Linked DNA regions of Homo sapiens: region 1 is linked to region 2. Evidence: read pairs that join two places in POLR2A ChIA-PET (ENCODE). Cell type or tissue: Panc1. All regions are shown on one strand.

Region 1 (2,500 bases), 140 kb before region 2:
TGAAGAAGAAATGCTCTCTGGTTGAGGCAGAAACCCCAAGACACTAATGGAGAGCTCTGGGAGGGCGAGAAACAGGTTATAAAAATAAATCCCTGATGTAAGGCAGCATCTGTAACTTACAGATAAAGCAACTGCTACCACTACAGCACCAATGAACACCGAGGACGTGCCAGGCATTCAAATGTCTTCCAATTCCCACACCTAGCCTACAACACGGTTAGCATCCCACGCCTAGCCTACAACACGGTTAGCATCCCACGCCTAGCCTACAACACGGTTAGCATCCCACGCCTAGCCTACAACACGGTTAGCATCCCACGCCTAGCCTACAAACATGGTTAGCATCCTGACTGGACACACACGGAAAGGAAGACTTCAGAGGTTCTGTGACTTGCCCAAGGCCTGTGAGGGGAGGAGTCTGGATTCAAGCCCAGGAAAGTGACTTCCAAAACTAACTCCCTAATGAGAGGTTTTCAAATAGGAAAGAGAGAAAGAAAACTAAGTCCCACCCCTCTTGAGGAGGAAAATGAGGTCCAGAGAAAAGAAGTGATTGGACACAGCCAACTCAACAATCCAGATCCCCCGTCTCAGGCCACACGCTGCCAGCAGCAATCAACAGGGGTTTAGCAGCTGTGTCTTGGCAGAACAGCGCTTGGGGGTGACATTGGGAGGGTGGAAAGGACCTAAAGCGCCAAGAACAGCCACAGAGGCACATCCTGCCCATCCCCTAGTCTCCCTGAAAACAATTTACAGCCAAATTCCAACAACTGCTCCCAGCCCTACCCCACGCAGCTGCACAAGGAGGCAGCCAAGGTCGGGTGGAGACCCACTGCAGAGTGCACGGTCAGGAGTCACCTGTCACTGCAAGGGCACCAGCACCATGCAATCATGGTGACAAACTCAAACCAAAGAAACTGGGCCCAAGGAAAAATAATTAATAGAGCAATCAGAGCAGAACTTTAAGAGAGATCTTCAGAGGGTTGACAGAAGCTACAGCGTCCACGCAGAAAGAACAGGCAGCTGTGACTACACATCAGCTGAGATTCTGCAACAAAAGACAACAGGGAAGCAGAAGAACATCTGAACCATGGGAGAACTGGTAAGCTGGGCGACAGCAGCAAACGACATCCAGCTACATGCCTGTCCACAGCGGCAGCCAGATACAAATAATAAAAGCAACAGACAAACCGAAGAAGAGTTAGGGCAAAGAAAAGCTGAACAGCACCATGAGTAACTTTGACCCAAACAGAGAACTTTTTTTCCAAACACATAATACCCTCCCAACTTGACTAGGTGTTAGGCCACAAGGGAAATGTCAGTAAGTTCCACCACATTTACCCGCACAATGGAAAAAATAAATTTAAAACCCCCAAAGTCCATGGACCTGAAAAAAATAAAAATCTAAAAATTTAGTGGGTCCAGGAAGTTGAAACAGATAGAACTTTTGAATCCAAAAAGGGAATACACAAAATTGAAATATGGAGAAAAAAAAAAGTATCAGAATCTATGAGTGGTATGGTACTCCGAAGAAAGAAACATGAAGCTTTAAATATATTTCTTAATTATGCAAAATGATTTAAAATAAAAGAGCTAAGCATTCAAGTCAAACGAGAAACAGAAAAATGATGTAGAAGTTACTGAGTGGATAAATTAATAAAATTGCAAATAAAAGGTGAAAAGATGAAAAAACAAAACACTAGTTCTTTTGGAAAGACTTTAAAAAGGTAAATAAGTCTTTAGTAAATATAATTAAGAAAAAAGTACACAAGTAAACATCAGGAATTTTAAAAATTTACCTAGAGCTATAGAGTATCAAAAATATGAGAGTAGCATGCTACTTATTAAATATGAATACACAATTAAAATGACAATTTTCTAGGAAAATAGAGATTACCAAAATTGGCCCAAGAAAAAGTAGAAAATCTGAATAGAAAAATAAACTAGATAAAACTGAAAATAAAACTAGAAAAAACCATAATCAAAAGTCCTCCCCGATGATATTCCACCTAAGAGCCTGCCAGGGCCAGATAGTTTTACTGGTGAATTCTACCAAACTTTAAGAAACAGAAAATGTCCATCTTATATACAAACTGTTTCACCACATACAAAAATACTAAAAGCTAACTAGCTCCTTCCACAAAGCAAACATATTATTAATAACAAAATCCATCAAGAACAGCAGAGCAAAAAAACTGTAGCCCAATCTCACTTAAAAACAGAGCTGTAAGCATATTTCATAAAGTATTAGTAAACAGAACTAGATATATTCATGGAAATAAATAAACTTTTACCCTTTTTGTGGTGTTATTTATATATGTGCGTGTGTATATATTATATATAACTATATATTATATATTATATATAATACATATATAATATACACTATAATATATATATAATAAATATGCTTATATAATATATACACAATACATATACTTTATATATATATATATATAAATATATATAATACATGTATGGGTTTTTTTTTCCCATCTGGTTT
Region 2 (2,500 bases):
ATAATAATTACCACTGTATGCACCTGTGCTAAGCATTTTTTTTTTTTTTAAGAGACAGGATGCCGCTCTGTAGCCCAGGCTGGAGTGCAGTGGTACAATCATAGTTCATTGCAGCCTGCTCCAACTCCTGGACTCAAAAGATCCTCCCACCCCAGCATCCCAAGTAGCTAGGACTACAGGCGTGCACCACCACACCCATCTAATTTTTAAAATTTTTTGTGGAGATGGAGGTCTCATTGTGTTGCCCCGGCCGGTCTCAAGCTCCCTGGCTCAAGCAATCCCCCTGCCTCGGCCTTCCAAAGTGAGCCACTGCACCGGGCCACTATAAGCATCTCACATACACCATCTCACCAAACACGAAAACGGCAAGGTTGACATTAACACTACTGGCACTACTTTCACAACCACAGACTTGGATGTGAAGAAATGTCCCTTCATAATTTCTCCACAATTAAAAATAACTCCATTTCCTAGGTCGTGAGGTCGAAAATATTCAGTCCTACCAATTCAGAACTCAGTTTCTCAGGAGTCCCTTCCTCCGACGCTTCCTCGTCTCCCTGGAGGTGATGGCAGCCCTCTGGGGAGGGCGGATGGTTCCTGCTCCTGCCACAGGGAAGGAGCACCCGGTCCTCTGGCTTCCTCTGCTGGCTTCTGTGAAATCTGTTTCTTGCTGGTCCTCACAGTCATGCATTGCCTCCTTGCCGAGATCCTACGTCCTGGCGTGGGCTCCTGCTCGCGTGGCGCTCCCCTGCTGCATCTTGGTCCCCCAGAGCTGATGTGGTCCCCTTGGGGCGAGCTAGTTCTGCGCCCTGAGAGCCACATCTCACTTTTCTCACGCTCTGTCTGGAGGCCCCCCGCCCCAGGTGACTTGCCAGCCACCGTCAGCTGGATTCAGTCAGTGGGATGCCCTGCGGGGAGGTGGGGGCAGGAGGAATGGGGGAGCCAGCTGATGTCATCCATTCTCACCCAGTCTCTTGGCTTCTCAGGCAGCACCTGCAGGACCTCCACAGCCCCCGCAGCACCCGCCTCCCTCCCAGCCCTCCCAAGGGGCCATGGGGATTTCGGGTGTTACTAAGCTCTGGGGCCCGTCTCGTTCCCTGTGCAGCCTTTTGGCTCTTCCATCGTCTGTAGAACTGAAACAGCGCATCCAACTCCCTAAAGTGGGTTATGGTTTCCTGATGCGAAGCTGCCTGATAGAAAGTCGCAGGACACTTAGCAGCTCCTGCCCTCGGCCCACCCCCCCGCCACGCCTCGCCGTTCCTGTTTGTTGTGGGGTCTCACCCACTCCCTGGGAAGCCCCCAGTAGCCTTTCTGCTCCGGGGTCCCTCCAGGCTTCTTTTCTACAGCTCCTCGGAGACCCTGGGCCTTCCAGCCCTGGCCTCCCCCGCGCGGCTGCTCGAGCACGTATCTCTTCTTGGATGGAAAACGGCTCCTTATCATCGTGCATTTTTCTACCCATGACTTCCCTCACAAACTGGGCAGCATCCAGGAGGCTCTGCTGGGGATATGCCATGCCAAGTTTTCAGCATTGTGAAAAACATGAAGTAAAACCTCTCTCAAGAGTCAGCTTTGCAAATCAAAAGCACTCTGGCTTTCATACAGTTGCCTCTGTTCTGTCTTCCAAAATCCTACATAGATTAAACTCAGAAGCCAAGAATTTGACTTTTTGGTAGAGGCTATAGCCTACCATCCCCCTGGGACAGTTAATATTCCTGATTATGGTGGATAAAGAGCTGTGATAGGAGGAGCAGGAACCTCAGCTTTAAAATCTCCAAAATGGCCAGGCGCGGTGACTCACGTCTGTAATCCCAGCACTTTGGGAGGCCGAGGCGGGTGGATCACCTGAGGTCAGGAGTTCTAGACAAGCCTGGCCAACATGGTGAAACCCTGCCTCTACTAAAAACTAAAATAATAATAATAATAATAATAGAAAAATAAAATCTCCAAAATGTATCCTGTTACATTATTGCCATTTTACAAATAAAGAAATAAAGTTTTTCTTCTCTTGCCAACTGACTACTGGCAAATCAACAACCATTTTCTTTAATGTTTGAGCAAATTGTATCCCAATTCCTGTCTTGATAAAGACAGTTGGGCATTCAAGAAAATTCCTGGCCAATGGCAATGAAATTGAGAAGAAAACAGACTGCCCGGGGCCTTCTCAGATACAAATCTCATGTATTAGCATTATGTGAAGATCCATTGATATATTCCTTCTCTCATGTGCTGTTTACCGTAGGCTCCCCCTACCCCATCTGGGCAGCCAGGCAGGAGAGCAGCCATGGGATAATAAAGTGGATTATTCCATATTGAAGGCCTTTTTGGACAATTGTATGGTGGCCTTGAAATGTACTTTCTCATTTAGACGTGGTGAGCAATGGGCGAACCAGAGAAACAAAGAAATCAGTTATTGGCTTTTAAGCTAAAAATAAAACAGGAAAGATTTGCAAGTCTGTCCTATTCAACAAAGCTGCTTTCCCTCCTCCTCTCCTCCAGGCCT

What was found. Peaks named below come from ENCODE experiments on the same cell type or tissue, not always from the same donor. Only the 100,000 strongest peaks of a DNase experiment are listed, where the experiment ranks them.
Region 1: POLR2A ChIA-PET joins it to region 2 with 5 read pairs; 2 of 35 experiments call an interaction of 5 or more read pairs at or near these places.

The regions. Positions count from the first base shown.
Region 1 is chr6:159,975,641-159,978,140 of GRCh38, reverse strand. The region is part of intron 1 of IGF2R (insulin like growth factor 2 receptor); the gene reads right to left. Among named protein-coding and RNA genes, the nearest start is that of IGF2R, 7.8 kb to the right of the region's middle. RefSeq lists an enhancer at 1-143. In Panc1, no CTCF peak of the experiment used is centred here; no DNase peak of the experiment used is centred here; H3K4me3 peaks cover 1,096 bases; H3K27ac peaks cover 1,699 bases.
Region 2 is chr6:159,835,453-159,837,952 of GRCh38, reverse strand. No RefSeq gene overlaps it. Among named protein-coding and RNA genes, the nearest start is that of PNLDC1, 36 kb to the right of the region's middle. In Panc1, no CTCF peak of the experiment used is centred here; no DNase peak of the experiment used is centred here.